2 separate regions of the Homo sapiens genome follow, and region 2 is linked to region 1. A link is a contact called in ENCODE Hi-C data. All regions are on one chromosome and are shown on one strand. Each heading gives the region's core, a stretch centred on a gene start or an enhancer-like site at or near the end of the contact. The rest is flanking DNA. Distances are from core to core; before and after follow the strand shown.

What was found. Hi-C counts contacts between places; a loop is a spot of excess contacts on that map. Pooled maps may share reads with other maps.
Region 2: a loop to region 1 is called in a pooled map, with 8 times the contacts of the local background. The contact joins two enhancer-like sites. A Hi-C loop is called at or near these places in 1 of 168 maps with a recorded cell type or tissue (sciatic nerve), 1 of 37 single-sample maps with no recorded cell type and 7 of 50 pooled maps.

What each region holds. Positions count from the first base shown.
Region 1 is chr3:119,350,934-119,357,101 of GRCh38, forward strand. The region is part of intron 1 of ARHGAP31 (Rho GTPase activating protein 31); the gene reads left to right. Among named protein-coding and RNA genes, the nearest start is that of ARHGAP31-AS1, 31 kb to the left of the region's middle. RefSeq lists enhancers at 635-1,332, 1,130-1,179. Within about 2 kb of position 2,503, at least 8 of the 41 ENCODE cell types and tissues checked have a DNase peak (open chromatin) inside an H3K27ac peak, as active enhancers do.
Region 2 is chr3:119,635,909-119,642,076 of GRCh38, forward strand. It overlaps POPDC2 (popeye domain cAMP effector 2), which reads right to left. Exons shown (of 4, transcript NM_001369919.2): 4 at 6,148-6,168. It also overlaps the pseudogene RPL10P7. Among named protein-coding and RNA genes, the nearest start is that of POPDC2, 22 kb to the right of the region's middle. RefSeq lists an enhancer at 2,892-3,401. Within about 2 kb of position 2,388, at least 27 of the 41 ENCODE cell types and tissues checked have a DNase peak (open chromatin) inside an H3K27ac peak, as active enhancers do.

The DNA of each region.
Region 1 (6,168 bases), core at 1,253-3,752:
CCTTCTTAATTTCCAGCCCAGCCTCTCCTCCCAGTGTCATCCAAGAAGCTGACAGATCCTAGAAGGAGGTTAGACCTGGAAGAAACACAAGGATCCAGAAATCATTTGGATCCAGAACTTGTTTCTAGCACAGATGAAAGTCTGAGGCTGGCAGTGGCTGATTTGCTGGAGGACATACAACTGGTTCATGTTGCTGTAACTGTTGGGTACCCCAGCACCTACTGCCTGGAAGATACCTAGGGGAATTCAAAGAAGAGGAAAGTTACTCTCCTAAAAGGTCAAGAATCTCATACGTGTAGATTAGGGCAAGAATCCATGTTTCTTAATTTGTTATCTAAGTCGTTCTCTCTCATCAAGTTGCACTTAGTTGTGAAGTCAGTCTCTACCTTCTGCTGCTTTCTGGTCTTCCTCATTCTTGGTCTGTGACTTGGTTTCCCTAGTGTGGAGGTTATGCTTATAAAATGTACTGGAAAGTGCATGAATTTTGGATTCAAACAGACTTATAACTGCACCCCAGTTTGCCACTAGCTGTTTGAGCTTGGACAAGTTGTCTAACCATACAGAATGTTAGCTTCCCATCTGAAAATAGGAGTAGTAATGCCTACATCTCAGAGTTTTAAGAATTAAATGAAATAATGATGGTTAATTCATCCCCATAAGCACCCATGAGGTATGCAAGAAAAAAAAAGAGAGGTGGCCTGGACACACTCAGAGTAGAAAAAAATTTACATTGTCCTCATTCTTAAGATGATCAGTGTTAGTGAAGCATACAGTTCAAGAAACAAGTTTGCTTCTCTCTCATTAATCTGCTCAGTTCACGACCTTCTCCCCTGGGGCTCACTCTCAGGCACATGCGGCCGTTCTCTGTATCCATTAGCACTTAAGAGCCTCCACCAGTGGTATCCCAAGGAGCAGGTGGCAAGAAAGCTGCTCATCCAGTAAATAAAACTTTGATCAGGTGATTCCACTGATGTGTGCTTTATGCAGTTAAACTGAGGATTTAAATGATTTTAAATGAGTTGTTGTTGCCTAGGAATGTGCTGGGGATTGACTGAGATCTTTCTGTCCTCCATCAGCAGCCCCATGGAGTGAGTGATGTCTCCCCCTACAAATCTCCTAATAACAAAGCTTTCTCCACAGACAGTAGAAAGGATGAACCACATAAGCCTTTATCAATTACACAAAGCACAGCAGCTTCATCAATGGGACAAAACCCTTCTGTACAGTTTCTATGTACAAGATGAATAGGGCCAGCTCTAAGACCAAGGTCACATGGGGATGTCTTGCAGGTTTGTTTTCTATGTTCACAGCATTTGAATCTTTTTCTCTACTCAGCACCACCCTTCCTCAGCCACAACCACTCCCACCCCAAACACACACACCCAGAGGCACCCTGTGGGAGTCCCTCTTAAGCTCTCCCCACTGGCTCATTCGCTACTGATGACTTGTGGACCCAGACACTTTCATCACTCTCAACCAGTCTTTTATGTGTGAGTCAGATAGGCTCTTACCTTTCCTAAAGAAATTTCAGGCAACAGCTAGAGAAGAGTGAGTCCTCTCACTTCCCCTTTCGTTGACGAACCACGAGAGGTTGTCCCTTCTGACCCTAAAGGGACTCCTTATTTTTTTCTTTTTGTGGCAAGTCTTTTCTTCTAGATTACCTCCCCTCCCTCTTCCCACACACACACACACACAAAAGCCTATTTCTTTGAAGGGAAGAACTTCAGGGTTGGCCCTGATGAGGAAGCTGAAGGTCTAGTCCCAAAGCTGCCAGTATTGGACATTATTCTACAGGCAATGGGAAGCTATTGATTGTTTTGGTGTAGGGGAGCTTTATCATCAAGGTAGTGTTTTAGAAAGATTTATCTGGAAGTAGAGATCAAGATAGAATGCAATCTTCCCAGACAGTCAGTAAAAATGCCCCCAAGTTCCCTAATGTTTCTCTTCCACTGGACTGGTCTAGTCAGCATTCCTGGAATTCACCACATTATTTCTTGCCTTTCACCTTGTTTATACTATTCTCTGTTTCCTGCCCCAAAAGAAAGTGTATGACATTTACTAAGTACTTATTATATGCTAGGCACTTAGATGAGCGGTCTGCATGTATTGTAATGTATATTGCGTCACGTCAATTACATCATATGATAGCATCTCACATCATATCAAATCATTCCTCTGCACCAGTGTCAGAGTTCTTATTGCAGCACCTTGACTGGTTGTTTATCCACTTAGCTCACAACACTGTGAGCCCCTGAGCATGAGGGTCCTGTCTCAGCACTCCCCAACGTGGTCCCTCTCAAGACAGCTGGCTCTCTAAAAACGCACACAATTTCCTGTTCTTGTTCAACATCTAAAAGCTCTGCCTGACTTCCCCACCAGCTGTAATCTTTTTAAAAGAACTTTTGTTACAATTTTTGTGCCTGTCTAGGGCCCTTAGCATATTTTGTTTGATATGTTCATACTGGCCAAGTGACGTAATACCTCTGAGCTTCAGTTTCTTCATTTACAAAACAGAGATAAATACCTCCCTCATAAGGTGACTGTGAGGATTGCACTGGGTACAAATAATGGATAAGAAGTGTATAGCTAGGCTGGGCACGGTGGCTCACGCCTGTAAGCCCAGCACTTTGGGAGGCCAAGGCGGGTGGATCACGAGATCAGGAGTTCAAGACCAGCCTGGCCAAGATGGTGAAACCCTGTCTCTACTAAAAATACATGGTGGTATGGGCCTGTAATCCCAGCTGCTCCAGAGGCTGAGGCAGAGAATTGCTTAAACCTGGAAGGACGGAGGTTGCAGTGAGCCAAGATTGCACCACTGCACTCCAGCCTGGGTGACAGAGCAAGACTCCATCTCAAAAAAAAAAAAAAAAAAAAAAGTGTGTAGCTCAGGGACCACTGCATACTAGTTTCACAATAATTACCCATTCCCTTCTTGGCTTCTTGAAGGCAAAGATCTTATTACCTTTTGTTCCTCTAGATGGGCCCTCAGTGCATCTGCTTTGGTAGAAGGAGAATCGCTGTCATTGGGAAAGAGACAGCATTGACAGCAGAGACCTGAGGGCCCCGGCAGGGATAAGTCACAGAGTGGACCAGAGGAGGACCTGGACACCTCTGCAGGAAAGTGCTGGTTTGGCTTGGCATCTGAGAGCCTAAAAATGAGGAGGGCAGGGACCCCCACCCGGGGAACCGGGCTCCAGGCTGCCTTGCTCAGCAGGATAGCAGAGCTAGTCCTCAGCCATCCCAGGCCAGCAGGTTGGGCAAATATTTCTGCTTCACAAGGGGTAATAACCTCAACAGGGTCACTGGAAAGGACTTCAGCAAACATTTAGAACTTGGGTCACTGATTTCAGAAGCCCCTCCATCTTCCTAAATGAAACTTGTTTTGTAAAATCCCATTTCTTTCTTTTAAAAAAAATGCTTTTACTATATCCCCTTCACAGAAAATTTAGAAAAGCAAAATTAAAAATAGAGAAAAGCAAAAATCATTGATTTTCTACCACTTAGCAGTAACTACTATTAACATTTCAGTGTGTGTGTGTGGTTTGTGTGTGTGTGTGTGTGTGTGTGTGTGTGGTTTTTATGTGTGTGTGTGAGGCAGAGTTTCGCCCTTGTTGCCCAGGCTAAAGTGCAGTGGTGCCATCTCAGCTCACTGCAACCTCCGCCTGCCTCCTGGGTTCAAGTGATTCTCCTGCCTCAGCCTCCCGAGTAGCTGGTATTACAGGCACCCGCCACCATGCCGGGCTAATTTTTTTTTTTTTTTTTTTTGTATTTTTTAGCAGAGATGGAGTTTCACCATGTTGGTCAGGCTGGTCTTGAACTCCTGACCTCAGGTGATCCACCTGCCATTGTGTGTCATTTTTTATTATTTAATATACTGGGGAAGAGGTAGTTTTTAAAGAGACATTCTGTACTCTATATTTATATATAATTTTAATTTTTCAAACTTTTTTGCTATTTTTTTTTCAAAAGGAACTTAAAAATAGATATTAACCATGAGCTGTTGAACACTTAAAGATCAGACCTGTAGTGGTAGGATTTCAGGCATTTTGGCAGTCAACGGCAAGGAGCCAATCCACTCTCCTCAAATCACACCTCCAAAGTTGCCACTATAGGACCTGCCTTCCTGTTGGGGAGTGTTTGAACCATGGTAGGTGTAGCTTGGGGCTTTTTCTATTCTTCATCACTTGTGGTATCACAGAAAAAGCATGGGCTTTGGCAGCACACACACCTGGGTTTGGATCCCAACTCTGGCACTTCCTAGCTCCAGGCCATTGGGCAATTTATCTATTCTCTCTGAGAATCAACTTTCCTATTTTCAAAATGGAGATCATTTTGTCTGTTTCATGGGTTGTCTACAGTTATAGAATGGAGAATGCTATAAAACAAACAAACAAATAAAAACCCACCTAAAGCCATGCTTGACACTTAGTAACTATTTTCTTTGAGGAATCCAGATAGCAAAGGAGCCCAGAAAATCCATCTGGAGAAAAATGACCAAGCTCCTGTTCAGGAAAACATTTTGAGTGCTTCTGTTTTCTTTTTTTTTTTTTTAATTTCTTTTTTTTTATTATACTTTAAGTTTTAGGGTACATGTGCACAACGTGCAGGTTTGTTACATAGGTATACATGTGCCATGTTGGTGTGCTGCACTCATTAACTCGTCATTTGCATTAGGTATATCTCTAATGCTATCCCTCCCCTATCCCCCCATCTCACGACAGGCCCCGGTGTGTGATGTTCCCCACCCTGTGTCCAAGTGTTCTCATTGTTCAATTCCGACCTATGAATGAGAACATGTGGTGTTTGGTTTTCTGTCTTTGCGATAGTTTGCTCAGAATGATGGTTTCCAGCTTCATCCATGTCCCTACAAAGGACATGAACTCATCCTTTTTTATGGCTGCATAGTATTCCATGGTGTATATGTGCCACATTTTCTTAATCCAGTCTATCACTGATGGACATTTGGATTGGTTCCAAGTCTTTGCTATTGTGAATAGAGAGTACTTCTGTTTTCAAGGCTATTCTAGATGAATAAGACACGGGACTGTCCTCATTGTCCCCAAGGAGCTCACAACTTAGTAATGGAGATGAATCAGAAACAAGCAACACCTCACACTTGGTGCTAGACACAGAGTAGGCTTGCAGTAAATATCTGCAGGATTAAATTTATTCGACAATTTTCTTCAGAAAAGGTAATATATTCCTATAGTTCAAAATTCAAAAGTACAAAAGAATATACAGTGAGAAGTCTCTCTCTTACTCAAAGGGCTAGCCCCAGCTTCCAGTTTCTTTCCTGTAGACAACTAAAATTATTGCTTTCTTATGTATTCTTCCATAGATATTGAATGCATATATAAATAGATGTGCATATTTAATCTTTCATTCTCTCTTAACAACAACAACAAAAAAAACCATGGCTGGGCACGGTGGCTCACACCTATAATCCCAGCACTTTGGGAGGCCGAGGCAGGTAGATCACCTGAGGTCGGGAGTTCAAGACCAGCCTGGCCAACATAGTGAAACCCAGTCTCCACTAAAAATACAAAAATTAGCCAGGTGTGGTGGCACACACCTGTAATCCCAGCTACTCAGGAGGCTAAGGCAGGAGAATCACTTGAACCCAGGAGGCAGAGGTTGCAGTGAGCTGAGATTGTGCTACTGCACCCCAGCCTGGGTGACAGAGTAAGACTCTGTCTCAAAAAAAAAAAGAAAAAAAAAGAAAAAACAACCAGATGCTAGCATACCATTATTCTGGTCTGCCTAACAATATATCTGAGACCACTCTATGTCTGTACATAAAAGTTTTCTCATTCTTTTTAGTGACCACATAGTATTCCACTATGTGAATCTTCCATTATTTATGTTAGCAACCTGCTGTTGATGACAATCTTGTGCAATTATGAAAACTGTTGTAATGAATAGCCTTGCACATACCTTACATGTCACATGTACAAGAATATCTGTGGGATAAATTTCTAGAAGAAGAATGACTGGGTCAAAAGCTATGTGCACTTATAATTTTAACAGATATTGTCAAATTGCCCTCCAGAGGTTGTATCAATCTCCCCTGCCAGTTGCAGTGCATGAGAGTACTTGTTTTCCCATAGCCTTGCCAACACTGTGTGTTAACAAACTTAGGTACCTTTGCCAATCTGAGAAGTGAAAAAT
Region 2 (6,168 bases), core at 1,138-3,637, 280 kb after region 1:
TCCTCGCCGCAACTTTTCATCATGTACTTATTGGCACAAATTCAGGCAGCCTCCAGGGCTTCAGAGGAGAGCTGCTCATATTCATCTGACACCATGTGGCCACAGAGTGGAAACTCATCCACTTTTACCTTCTTCCACCCCAGGTCAAAGATGGGAATCTCGGCATCAGCAACACCTCGCCAGAAGAGAGGCTTTGTGTTGTTCTTACAATAATGGTAACACTGGGTGGGGCAGCGGCCCATGGTGACACCAGAATCTTCAGTGGCACACGAAAGGGAAAGAGCTTGAGATATCTTTTGAACTTAAGAGTCATCCCTTTCTCTAAGAACTGACCCCCATCTAGAAGATGGGCAGCCCCAATTGTACTGCATGACCCTGTCCTCAGACCCAGCTTAATGGACCAGAAGTAGACAGCTGACTGAATCTGGACAAGGTAGATTTCCTTCCTGAAAGTCTGAAATTATGACTAAGAGGCAGCCGTACTTGTCTTCTGGTTGTTGGAATTGTTCCATGTGAACTCAGGAGCTGAGGGCAAACATATTCCACCATGAGAACAGAGAAACAGGGAAGACTGCTCTGTTGGAAAACAGAAACATGTTGCAGTTCTCCTAAGAGAAACAGAAACAGAAGATGGTGACTGGGTCCCTGACAGCTTCCTGCTTTCCCTGATGGCTTTCTGATCTAGTCCCATATTAAAATCTAGTGGCATTTCTGACTTTGAATTCCATAAGACACCCCTGTGTCCTTATAAATTCTCCTTTGCTTTGTCATCATAATTATCAACATTGTCAACATTATCAACAAAAAAGATAAAACTTCCTGAACATTTACTATGTGCCAAGTAAAGTTCCAATTAGCTTACACAAATTATCTTATTTAATCCTCCCAGTGAATCCATGTATTACTTCATTTTACATATGAGGAAACAGGGACAAAGAAATTAAGTAACTTGTCCACTACAGTCAGCAATAGATAAAATCAGGATTCACACCAAGGCCATCTGACTTCAGAATCTGAGCTCTAACCACCATGTTATACAGTTTAGCCTGCTCACGTTGGTTCTTAGCACTTGCAACTAAGACGTATTAGCTAAATAGGGCTCCTCAGTCTGGCCCTACTCTGCCTAACAAAAATTATCTGCCATTTTCCCCAGTGTGCTGAAGCCAGCATTCCCCTAAAACATACTATGGTCAATGTCACCTCCATGCCTTTTTGCTCCTTCTCCTTCCCACCCACCCCCACTTTTATATTCTACCAATGATTCAGGGTCCACTTCCAGTTCTATCTTCCCCAGGGAAACTGGTCACCCGTATGTTCTATCAGTCAGTAACTATGCTGCCTTGCAATGGTGGTTAATAGCTTACTGCATGTATGTCAGGCCTCTATGATGAGATTGTAAGGTCTTTAAAAGCAGGGGCTATATTTTCTCTTTCGCTGTGTCCCCAAAACACTATAATTCATTGTAAGCATGCAATAAAAGCTCCTTGAATTGAACTAAAGGCAGTAATCTTAGTGGCATAGACAAAGGCAGGGAGAGAAGGTCAGGCACAGAGAGGCTTAACTTTAAAGGAGAGCTTAATGTCTTTTCATAAGTGTCAGGAATGGCCTTCACATACTCATCTTGTTTTAAAATTTTATGTGTCAATATTACATTTTAAAAGTTTTAAATCTCTATAGGAAAAAGGATATTATATTGAAACATAAATCTTCCATAATTGCTGAATTCTCACCCAGCCCTTGATCTCCTTGTTGAGTGGTCCCAAGTCTGACATTCTGAAAGTGACATACGCTGCTCCCCACAGCCTCAAACACATCTCTGATCTCACTCTTGGGCACACCCCAAGCCCTGGGATGACCATCACAACTCCCCTCTGCCCCACCATCTCAGAGGAGGTAGGTTTCTTCCCCTTAAGAAGAGTATGGGGGTGATGAGAGTATCCCAGTGCCTGAGTCTTCCTAGGCCCCAGGAAGGCCTTGGAATCCTCTCTGATCCTTAGCATTCACCCTCATCTATGAAAGCAACTGTTTGCATTATGTGTCCACTTAGTGTCCTGACAACAGTCTAAACTCAATCCATCCAAAAGCAAATCAACATCTTCCCCAAAGTTGTTCCTCCTCTTTTTACGGTAATAGCTGCCACCATGATCCAATCATCCAGGCTTGAAGCCTGAGTCATCTTTGACTCAGAACATCACAGTGCTAAAAAAAAAAAAAAAAGTATTTTAAGCCATTTGCCTCCTTCCCCCAGTATATGATTTATACTCAGACTCTGTCTCTCAATATCTTAAAATGCATCTGAGGTCTGTCCCTTCCTGTGTATTCCCCCGATAAGGCTCTGGATTTTGGCAACAACTCCTGAACTACTACTCTCTTTTCCTGCTGGTTTGAATAGGGAGAGAAGCAAAAGTAAACTGGAAAGTGGAACTAGAAGTCTCTAAAACCACAAGTGTTAACCTTACCCTTGCCAGAATGGGGCACATGAATTGTCCTACTAGCAGGTAACAGCTGAGTTTAACCAACATTTAAGAATTACCAACTACATCCTGGCTAACATGGTGAAATCCTGTCTCTACTAAAAATACAAAAAATTAGTCGGGCGTAGTGGCGGGCGCCTTGTAGTCCCAGCTACTCGAGACGCTGACGCGGGAGAATGGTGTGAACCCGGGAGGCAGAGTGAGCCAAGACCGTGCCACTGCACTCCAGCCTGGGCGACAGAGCGAGACTCCGTCTCAAAAAAAAAAAAAAAAAAAAAAGAATTACCAACTAAATGTCACACATGTGGCCTTGTGTGGGGTGCTGGGGCCACAGCAATAAGTAAGACTTCCCCAGCCCTCAAGTGCCTAGCGAGGGATGAGAGCTGAGGGGGGCGATCCCAGAGGGCTCTGCGAGTCCTGAAGGGGATTGTTCAATGCTGAGGGCGAGGTGAAGGCCAGGAGAGTGTGCGTAGGGAGAGGACATGTGTACTAGGTTTGAGGGCTGAATAGGATTTCAGGCCTGAGGGCTGAGGGGTGGAGGGCAATTCCAGGCTATTAAGCAAAGGCTTAGTTTACAGGCTGGACTAATCCGATTTGTGTGCTGTGTCCTGGGCTCCCCTGTGGCAGTGATGCAATCATGTGACAGTTGGTGGTCATGTGCTGGGTAAGGACACTTTCAGGAAGGATGATATCACAGAAGTGATATAATCACCAGATAACTTTCTGAGTAGGAGGCACATGTCAGGGCATGAATTCAATGGTGACAGACGTGAAACTGCTGACAGCATTGTTTTCACTTCTACCTCAAGATTTGTGTGGATGTCTACAGGAAACCAGGGGGTCAAAAATAGAAAGAGAAGAGGTGCTGAACATTGGAGATGGACTCAATTTCCCCCTCCAGGCAATTCTTCTCCCCAGGATCTCTCACGGGTTTTTGCTTTATACATATATGTAATGCTATTTTTCAAACATATAAAGAGACTGTTGTGGCTAATTTTTAAAACCTATAAATTTATCTAAAAATCCTATTGAAATCCAAATGTCTTTTGCCTTACATACACCATTAGATAATAAAAGCACAACTTCCACTACGTAAGGTCTGATTCTTTGGTGGGGAAAAGGGATTAAAAGAGGTCCTCATCTTGAGAAACCACTGCTATACACCACAGGTGTGTAATGACAGCCCTGCCTTGGTGATCCTCCAGGTTGGGGAGTGGCACCACATCCAGGTTATGTTGAATCTCAATTTACAATGTATAGTGTACTTTTTTTTTTTTTAAGATGGAGTCTTGCTCTGTTGCCCAGGCTGGAGTGCCCATTATGAGTCATGGAGACTCAGATTTTGAGTAAGAGAGAAATAAAACTTTGTGCTTTTAAGTAATAATAAGTCAATCCTGACTAATATCACATGGTAAGAAGTCTGGATTTTATTCTAAGTGGGATAGGAAGTCATTTCAAATTTTGAGCCAGAGAGTGATAAGATCTTGTATATGTTTAAATGACCTCTTTACTGTGTGTAGGTTATGAGGCAGAAGGACTGGTTGTAAGTCCATTGAAGTTAATTTAGAATGAAGTAGTGGTGGCTTGAAATTAGCGGTGGCAGTAGAGATTGTGAGTCGAATTCAGAATATACAGGCATGCACCATATAATGACATTTTGGTAAACAATGGACCACATATGGTGGTCCCATAAGATTATAATGGAGCTGAAGAAGAAAGTTTGAAGACTACCAGATATCAAAACTTACTGTAAAGCTACAATAATTACAACCAGATGGTACTGCCAAAGGGTAGAAAAATAGAACCATCAGACAACAGAAAATTCAGAAACAGACCTACATCTATAGGAAAATTTGATTTGTCACAAAGGATAAGCTGAACACTAGTAGGGATAGGATAATCATTTCAATAGGGAGTGCTCAGTCAATTGGATAGCCACATGGAAAATAATGAATCTTGGCCCTTAGTCATATATACAAAAACCAAATCCAGGTTGATTGTAGGTCTAACTTTGAAATGTAAAACAATAAGAAATCTAGAAGGTTATTGGGAGAGTACCTTCAGGGGAGGAAAAGATTTCTTAAACACGACACAGAAAGCACAAATCAGAGACAGAAAGATTGATAAACCATTACATTGAAATTAAAAACTATGTTCATCAAAAGATACTATTTAGAGAAAAACAATACCCACAAAAGTAGGAGAATATATACATATATATATAAAATCTCAATAAGTAACAGAAGGACTTTTAACCTGATTATTTGAATAACTCCTTTAAGTCAATAAGAAAAAGCATACAGGCTGGGCACAGTGGCTCATGCCTGTAATCCCAGCACTTTGGGAGGCCAAGGCAGGTGGATCACTTGAGGCCAGGAGTTCGAGACCAGCCTGGCCAACATAGCAAAATCCCATCTCTACTAAAAATACAAAGATTAGCTGGGCATGGTGATGCACACCTGTAATCCCAGCTACTTGGGTGGCTGAGGCATGAGAATCACTTGAACCAGGTAGGCAGAGGTGAGCCAAGATCGCACCACTGCACTCCATCCAGCCTCAGGACAGAGCCAGACTCTGTCTAAAAAAAAAAAAAAAAAAAAAAAAAAAGAAAGAGCAATGGACAAAAAAAAAGAAACAAGAATAGATACTTCACAATAGAAGATATCCATATGGCCAAAAAAAAAAAAAAATTGAAGAAGAAGAAAAGAAAGAAAAGCTACTCAACCCATCAGGAAAATAAAAATGCTGCTAAACATGCCCAAATAACTAAAATTAAAAAAAAAAAGATAATGCCAACTATTGCTGAGGATGAGAAGCATCTGGAACTCTCATACAGTGCTTGTGGAGATGTAAATTGGTACAATCACTTAGAAAAATTGGTCGTATTTACATACCCAATGCCTGAGTAATTCCATTCCTAGGTATATATCCAAGAAAAGTATACATATGTATACCAAAAGACAGGTACAAGAGTGTTTATAGCAGCACTATTTGTAATTGCCCCAAGGTGGAAACTATCCAAATGCCCATCAATTGTAGATTGGATAAATAAATTGTGGTATAGTCATACAAAGAGCACACAACAACAAAAATGAAAAAACTATTGAGAGGGAGAGATGCCCAAGGATTCCCAGCTGTTTCAGCCCTCATCTGTTTGAGTCTTCCCAGACAGGTGAGTAAAGAAGCCTTACAGATGATTCTAGACTGAGCCACTATCTGACTGAAACAACATGAGAAACCCTGAGTGAGAACCGCCTAGCTGAGCCCAGTCAGGTCCCGCACTCATGAGCACCACATATTATTAGGACAATTTTAAGTCACTATTTTAGGGATTGATATTACACAGCAATAGATAACTGAAATATATGTTGAAGTATTTAAAGAAAAAGGAAAATAGAATATATTACATTTATAAATCTACTTTAAGATGTTTAAGAAAATCTAATTAACTAAGTTTGTAAAAGTCCCTCTAAAAACTATTGTTTAATACTAGGTTCATCAACAGAAAAAGAGATTTGTAAGTTGAATGTCACAGCCTAAGGGAAAACGAGGTTTTTAAATTTCCACTTCCATAAATTTGAATCTTAATTGAAAAATAAAAAATAACCACCAGTGAAAAGCTGGATCTTTGACTCCATTGATCCTTTCAGACAATGCAAAGAAACAACATAGGGAAAGGAGTTGAGTGATTTAT